2 separate regions of the Homo sapiens genome follow, and region 1 is linked to region 2. Evidence: chromatin loops called from intact Hi-C (ENCODE). Cell type or tissue: lower leg skin. All regions are shown on one strand. Links, peaks and the distances in the headings refer to the core of each region. The heading gives the core; the rest is flanking DNA.

Evidence for each region. Peaks named below come from ENCODE experiments on the same cell type or tissue, not always from the same donor. Only the 100,000 strongest peaks of a DNase experiment are listed, where the experiment ranks them.
Region 1: a loop joins it to region 2, with 8 times the contacts of the local background. A loop is called at or near these places in 1 of 110 quality-filtered maps.

Annotation. Positions count from the first base shown.
Region 1 is chr1:87,605,243-87,609,648 of GRCh38, reverse strand. No RefSeq gene overlaps it. Among named protein-coding and RNA genes, the nearest start is that of LINC01364, 240 kb to the right of the region's middle. In lower leg skin, for the core only: no CTCF peak of the experiment used is centred there; no DNase peak of the experiment used is centred there.
Region 2 is chr1:87,824,259-87,828,664 of GRCh38, reverse strand. It overlaps LOC124904212 (a long non-coding RNA gene), which reads left to right and starts at 1,751. Exons shown (of 2, transcript XR_007066209.1): 1 at 1,751-2,260. In lower leg skin, for the core only: no CTCF peak of the experiment used is centred there; a DNase peak (open chromatin) is centred at 1,845.

The sequences.
Region 1 (4,406 bases), core at 330-4,329, 220 kb after region 2:
CATCTTGAAAGCAGAGAGCAACCACTGAATCTGCTGGCACCATGACTGGACTTCCAGCTTCCAGAACTGTGAGAAATAAATTTTTGCTCTTTATAAATTACCAATCTCAGGTATTTTGTTATAGTGGCACTAATGGACTAAGACACTCATCCAGGCTGCCATGCTTTGGATCATGTGACTAGACTCTCCTAAACCTCACCCCTCTTTTAAAGATTACAGGAACAGTAAAGGCTGGGCTCGGTGGCTCACACCTGTCATCCCAGCACTTTGGGAGGCCAAGGCAGATGGATCACGAGGTCCAGAGATCGAGACCATCCTGGCTAACACGGTGAAACCCCGTCTCTACTAAAAATACAAAAAATTAGCCAGGCGTGGTGGCAGGCGCCTGTAGTTCCAGCTACTTTGGAGGCTGAGGCAGGAGAATGGCGTGAACCTGGGAGGTGGAGCTTGTAGTGAGCTGAGATCACACCACTGCACTCCAGCTTGGGCGACAAGAGAAAGACTCTGTCTCAAAAAAAAGAAAAAAAAAAAAAAGATTATGTGAACAGGAGTGGATGACTAATTCAAGACAACTGATCCTCAAGTTGGCCAATACATGGGGCCTGTTCAAAAAGATGAGCTGGACCTATCAGAATCTCAGTTTTCAGATATGAATTAAGAGATAAAAATAATTTTCCATCCCTCTATAGGACTTTCTGTTTTAGTCCGACAGAGTTTAAAGGACAAAAATAATTTTTCATCCCTATGAGAGCTTAAACTGAAAAGTCATAGTTTGATAAGTGGAAGTGGGATGTGAGCAGAGAGAGGCCATGATTGCCAAGTATAAATTGAAGTTATAAAGGAATGGAAATTATTATAAACAGGAGAAACAGGCCAGTGGAGACAGGGAAATGGAGCAGATGGCTGAGGAAAAGCAGAGATGTTTTGGGAGACCTCAGTGAACACTCCTAGTCTGCCTCCCCTGCATTAGTTCTCTCCTCAGAAACTCCAGTTTTTGTCTGGGCAGCCGTGTGATTTTGAGTATGTGATTCCACCCACACCACCATGTTTTACCAGGGCAAAACAGTGACCCAGGCTAAGCCAAAAAACTCATATGTCAACCGGCCACAGGATTGGCTCAAGGTTGTTAATGTTATTCAAGCAATCGTACTGCATATCAAGACTTCCATCAGGAATGCTAGAAAAGATACTCTCTCTCTTCCCAGCTCACATAGGGAAGTATATTTCTGAGAGCTACTGGTAACCATTTTGGCATCACGAAATTAGCTAACCTTAGAATGAAGCTGATACCATGGAAGGAATAGCAGAGACACAGAAAAAAAAAAAAACTGGGTTTTGGTGGTATTTTGGACCTGCTGGATCAAGTCTCATGAAATTGTAGATTTGCCTCTTATATTTTTTCTTTTTTATTTTAAGTTAAACCTCTCAGTCTCCTTTATTGTTTAAGCCAGTTTCATTGGTTTTTTCTTACTTCCAAACAAACGCACGCTGACACAGCAGAGGACAAAAGCCTGTCTCCAGAAACTCAATTTCTATAATCCCAGTTTAAATTCCAGTTTGTTTAGCCCCCGCAAATAAACCCTCTTTATAAAGGTAACCTAAGTGAATTTCTGCTTGTTTAACCCCAGGAGCTAATCTACATGCATAAATTGATTGTGATTTGATAAATCATTGATAAAAATATGATTGTTTTTATCAATAAAGATTGATAAATCATTATTAAAAACATTACTTTTATGTTTTCTAGATGGACTGTGTTCTGATATTCAAATGTCTTATATTTCTCATTTTAATCTGGAATCCAATCATCAAAATGTCCTTTATTTTAATTATTAGCTGATTTCTTTATTACTTAAAATGGAATGTCCTATGGCAAATTATTTTAGAGAGTTTAAAACTATAGCTTCCCAATAAATTTATTCATTAAATTCTAAAAACATTTTTGAAAATAAACAAAACTACTTAATATAAAGTAATTCAAGGTTATAAATTCAAAAGTGAAATTTACTCCTCAGACTTTCCATACCCACTTCACAGGTGTCATTGGAAAGGTAAGCTTATGTCCTTCCAGGCTTTTGTCAATACACATATGTATATTTCAAACTAACAATGGAAACAAAGTACATGCTGTTCTTTAAGTTACTTTTCTTTCTTTATTCATGAGTACATTGTGTGCATCTTCCCACATCATTCTTATTCATTTTTATGGCTGCATTATATGCCATGGCTGCACCATGATATATTTTAACTATTCTCCTATTGATAAAATTTGGGTTGCCTTCATGTTTTTATAATACAAATAATGTTACAATGAGCATTCTTTTATACATTTTCTTATATGTTTGTACAGTTTCTTTTGCAAAATAATTTTTAGAGAGTGAAATGTTGGTTCAATATAGATGCTTATTTTAAATTTTGATAGATTCTGCCTAATCACCCTCCAAAAAAAGTTGTACCAATTTACACTCTCATCAATAGGATATGAGAGTGTCCACTTTGTTACTCTCTTATCAACACCATCATCCAGGTATTCTTTTTTTTTTTAAGACAGTCTTACTCTGTTGCCCAGGCTGGAGTACAGTGGCATGATCTCGGCTCACTGAAACTTCTGCCTTCTAGGTTCAAGCAATTCTTCTGCCTCAGCCTCCCGAGTAGCTGGGATTACAGGTGCGCACCACCATGCCCAGCTAATTTTTGTATTTTTAGTAGAGGCAGGGCTTCACTGTGTTAGCCAGGCCGGTCTCAAACTCCTGACCTTGTGATCCACCCACCTCAGCCACCCAAAGGGCTGGGATTACAGGCGTGAGCCACCGCACCCAGCCTATCCAGGTACTCTTTCAGTCTTCATCATTAGATCTCAGTCTTAAGCTGTAATAGTAACAGTAACATCTTGAAGTGTAGGAAGATTCCCATAACAAATACAGTACTAACCAAATAATTTTTTTCAGTAAAGTAGGAGTAATGTAATAGTTATTTTTAGGAATTCTAGACAAAACTTTTAAGAAAAAGTCAGTTCTGGATACTTAACAATGCCATGATAAAAATTACATAATGTTAAAACAAAGTGTGACTTTATAACAGACATTTGTCATTCCCTCTATAGATTGTTGAGGCCTGGACTCTACTGTCAGTCCAAAACGAAAGGGAACATAGTACTAGAAGGCCTAGGCAAGGCAAGTAGGTGAGATAAAGAAATAAAAGACACCCAAATCAGAAAGGAAGAAATTAAATTGTCTCTTTTCAGAAGACATGATGTTACGTATTAAAAACCCTAAAGACTCCACCAAAAAACTGTGAAAACTAGTAAGAGAACTCAATAAAACTTCAAGATTTAAAATCAGCATACAGAAATCAGTGGTGTTTCTATATGCTAACAACAAACTATCTGAAAAAGAAATCAATAAAACAATCCGATTTACAAAGCATCAGAAAGACAAAAAAAAATGTTTAGGAATAACTTAAACCAAGGAAGTAAAAGAAGTGTACACTGAAAACTATGAAACATTGACCAAAGAAATTGAAGAAGACACAAATAAATGGAAGAATAGCCCTGTGTTCAAGGATCAGAAGAATTAATATTGTTAAAATGTCCATATTACCCAAAGTGATCTATAGATTTAAGTCAATCCCTACAAAATTTCCAAATTTGTTTTTCACAGAACTAGAAAAAACAGTTGTAAAATTCATGTGGAATCATAAAAGACTCCAAATAGCCAAAGCAATCCTGAGCAAAAAGAACAAAGCAGGAGGCATCACACTACCTGATTTTAAAATCTACTGCAAGGCCATAGTAATCAAAACAGCATGGCATTGTCATAAAAATAGACAGCTAGACCAATGGAACAAAATAGAAAGTCCATAAATAAATTCACACTGGTCAATGGATTTTTGACAATGTGACCAAGAACATACAATGGTGAAAGGACAGTCTCTTCAATAATGGTGTTGGGAAAACTGGATATCCACATGCAGAAGAATAAAATCAAATCATTATCTCACACTATATAGAAAAATAAACTCAAAATGGATTAAAGGCTTAAATATAAGATCTGAAACTGTAAAACTACTCAAAGAAAACATGGGAGAAAAGCTCCATGCTGTTGGTCTGGGCAATACTTTCTGGCTATGACCCCAAAAGCACGGGCAACAAAAGCAAAAATAGAGAAATGGGATTATGTCAAACTAAAAATATTTTCACAGCAAAGGGAACAATCAACAGAGTGAAAAGACAGCATACAGAATAGGAGAAAACATTTGTAAACCATACATCAGAGAAGGAGTTAATATCCAAAGCATATAAGGAACTCAAACAACTCAATAGCAAGAAAACAAATAATCCAATTTAAAAATGGGGAAAGGACCTGAAAAGACACTTCTCAAAAGAAGACATACATGGCCAATAGCTA
Region 2 (4,406 bases), core at 177-4,176:
AAATACTCCTCGAACTCCTCTAGCCTAGCAGGAAAGTTGTCTCACTCATTTCTTGTCTTCAGCATCACTCACAATGTCAGTATTAAGTGAATAGATGTTTTAGAGTTAATTGCTCCCCTACATAGACAAAAACATTCTTGAATGTTAGGACATCTAACTCTTCTAATGTGTCTGCATGTCGGTCAGAGCCCACATCCACATGGCAAAATATGAAGAAGGGATGAGTCTATCATTCAATCAAATGATCAACCTCTTGAACAGAAAGAGGCAAGACAGAATAGCAACCCCCCAAAATAAAATGAGAACAAAAACCAAAATGTCTTGCCACAAGCTGGTCGTTTATGAGAATATTTGGACAATAATATTAATACCAACAGTATCAATAATAATAATAATAATAATAATAGCAGCTATCACTCAATACTCCATTATGTTCCAGAAACTTTACCAGGTCCTTTGTATATATTATCTCATTTAATTCTTAGAAAATATAGGTACTATTATTTGCATCTTAGAGATGAGGAACATGAAACTCAAAGAAGTCACTGCTATAAAGTGCAAGGTCATGATTTGAACACATTGTGATGTTCCTTCAGGTTCCGTGCTTTTCCCTCAAAACCAAATCTGGAATTTATTCAGGAAAATAAGAAGTTCCTGTGTCTTTTAAAATGGCACTTATTGTTTCACATACTTTGTATAATTACAGATTTAGAGTACTGCAGTGAGTTTTTATAAACTATTTGTATACTTAAAATATACTCTACACCAAACAATGTTGTTATTTTCATGGAATTATTAAGTGTATATCCAATATTTGGAAGCCAAATAAGGTAAGCATTAGCCACATTGTTATTGCTAAGTCTGTTTTATGGAAGGGTGAGCGTGTGGGTGTTGCAGGGTGTGTTATACACAGTTTTAAAACAATGCAATTCTTGAGCTTGATGCTTATTTTTCATATAGCTCCATGTTTAAACTAAAGAAGAAAGTCCTCAAACATATCATTTATATTTTAAGCTAGCCTATTTCCTTTCTTATGAAAGACAAATTGGGAAATATCTGAAGTATTATATGTAGCAGCATCAATTTCAGGTGATACCTATTAGAAATGCATGTAACCTTATTATGCCATTATACCAATAAAAAATGGGTATAGAAAGAGTAAAACACTAAGCAAATAATCTGTTCTTTACCTAAGTTCACCCTGAAAGATGTATCCTTTCTGATTCTACATCTTACTACAACCTCCTAATGCAGTTTGTGTTTATTTATTTGTCCATTTCAGAAAAAAAATGACCAGTAAAATGACTAATTGTTAAAAACAAACCAAATATATTTCAGAGGCTCTGCCAATGTGTAATGCCTTCTAACACTGGCAAAAACTATCAGTAGAGTAAATTTGAAATAACTGTTTTCTCTGCAGAATGCTCAATGCTATTCTCACTTGCCCTCCTTTCTTGAATCCTCCGCCTCTATACTCCCACCCCGGAAAAAAAAAAGCAAAACAGATTACAGTAAATTTTGGCAAGGAATTCTATTTGCATCATTTTCTTAGAAGTCACGTGCTTTGGATTTCCTCTTGTTTATGATATATTAAAATGCCTCCCAGATGTTTTTAATTATAAAAAAAGTTTTCAAGAAAGCAGAGTAATTCATAATAAAATTTCCTCTTTTTTTAATGGCCAATAAATTAGTATAGTCCAGCTTATCAAACTGCTCCATAATTCTGAGGTGACCTGTTTAAAGAAGGTCAGGCATTGAGTTAGACAGCTCGATTTGGGCAGAGGGAGAGTTTTACCAAGAACACTTTCAGTTCCTGTTTCCAATTGAGGCTGCTCCCTGCCTGGGGCCTACCCTAACGCAAAAGCCCATTGGCTAGAATTGCTTAAATGTCCCATACAAATATAAACACCTCGATAGTGCTGGGAAGATTAAAGGAACAGCTTATTGATATTGTATATGCTCTTGTTTGGATGTGTGACGGGGAAGACAGCATTTAACTGCTGGTATGCAATGCTGAACCTGGACTGCATGAAGAGGTTTTCGTTCACTGATGTTGGATGTGTGCCCAGACTGCCATAGTAGAATTTAGGGAAAACACAGAAAGGAGGAGAGACACAGAATGGTTTTTGGGAACATCCATGTGGGGCAGAAGAATAAATACATGTGAAGACCATGTTTCCAGAAATGAAATGACTGGCCACTGGGCAACAGTTATGAGTCCCCCAAATCCCTTCCTGGTCCTCTCCATTTGCACTTGAAGGTAACTGTTCATCTTGATGTTGATTCGGGGTAGGAGTGAGATTGTAACTGGGGCTGGGGGCAGTGGCTCACGCCTGTAGTCCCAGCACTTTGGAAGGCCAAGGCGGGCGGATCACGAGGTCAGGAGATCAGACCATCGTGGCTAACACGGTGAAGCCCTGTCTCTACTAAAAAAAAATATAAAAAACATTATCCGGGAGCGATGGCGGGCGACTACTGTAGTCCCAGCTACTCGGGAGGCCGAGGCAGGAGAATGGCGTGAACCCGGGAGGTGGAGCTTGCAGTGAGCCGAGATTGCTCCACTGCACTCCGGCCTGGACGACAGAGCGAGACTCCGTCTCAAAAAAAAAAAAAAAAAGGATTATAACTGGGTTAAAAAAGAAAGAGGACAGGTCATGGCAAGAAGAAACCCGACATCATTTTGCCTGTTTTTCTAAGCTTAGCAAGGAGATGAATGTGGTGGGGTTTTTGTTTTTTGGCTTTTTAACTAGTGTTTCTGAAAGAGAAATCTTTGTGGATTGTGGACGTGGCGCCTCTTAAAATGTACCTGCTGATCATCTGTCATATGGGATAGACCAAGAACCTTTGGAAGTACTGATTTTATGGCTCACAATGTGTATTTAAGTTTAAATGGGACTTTCTTTGGTTTAACTCAATGGAGGGCTTTCTGGTTACTCTCTCATCACCCTAACCCACTTCATCCCTTTGTCTGTAACTTTAAGCATATTTGCCAAATATGAGCAAATGTATTCATGATGATAGCTTTATAGAGGCATTTTATCAAGTAGGTGTCTGTAGGAAGTGGTGCTTGAGGAAAAAGAAAGTGAGGCAGTGTAACAGATACAAACTAGTCAGTCAACCATTATTTATTGAGCAACCACAATATACACAGAAGAAAAAGTCCTATAGAAGAGGGAAATGGAAAGAAGCTTCTTTGGACAAGGGTAGAGGGGCAACAGAGGAAAGTCCTAGGGTATTCTAAAAGCCTGCCAGCTCAAAGGTGAGGACACTAGAACTTACGGGAAAGAAGATGGGGGTTCCCGAGAGAGAAGGAAAGATCACCAATGGCTCAAGGAGACTCATCTTGCTTCACGCATTTAGGACTTTGAATTTTACAAGCATGCATAACATAAATACCAGATGGAGACAAAATGTTATTATTTCTGTGGTCAGTATGTGCCTGTTGGTAATGAGCAGAAAATACTACAACAAATGAACACAGTGTGGAGTTATCTATTAACAGCGGCATCATCTGAAGTAAGAAAGGAACTGGGTTAAAGAAATTACCATTGTCATTTTTCTAGTGGTCACTCATGATAGCCAGTTGATGCAATTTGAATTAAAATTTTAAAAGAATCTTTGGAAAATGTCACATTTGGGAAAAAGATGGTAAACAAATGCATCATGTAAAAGAGGATGAGTTAGGAAACTTCCATCCTTAGTGAATTGATGAGACTTTTGAAGTTACCGAATAGCATCAACCTAATGAATGGAGGTGAAAAAAATGTGGATTGAGTGGCTCAACAACTCCTTTTAACAAACATTTATTTCCAATTTACTATGTGTTACGCAGAATTTTGGGTGCTGCTAAGAAAAAAAGATTACCAGTGTCATTAAAGCAAGAATTCCTTTGGCTGTTTCAGCCAGCAGATGCACCTGCTGATGTAGCTTCAGCCAAACGACATCTCCCTTAGATATAAGCAGCCCACTCTAATAGTTCAAGTTTTCATCTTTAGGAGGAAATTTCAGTGGAGCAAGGAGGGAAAGAAGGGCAACTCCTCAGCCCTTCTGACTTGCCACATCAAAGCTATAGTCCACGGAGAATAAATGCCCTAACCAGATTTGCATACAAACAATATGCCCACATTGCCCAGGACATAGTCCTGGCCCTACAGGAATGGATTGTTTTGCATTTCAGGCAATAGTCGCTCAGAAATAACCTGAATGTAGCTCAGGCTACATCTTTCTTCTCCTATCACTTCCTCCCTACACCCCCTGCTCTCTCCATTCTTGGCACGCTGGCTTTTTTGCCATTCGTGGAACTCACCAAACGTGCTGCTCAGGCTGGTGCCTCTGTGGTTCTTTGCCTACTAGATATCTGTGTGGTTCACATTCTCTCTTCCTCAGGTGTCTGCTCAAAGGCAGCT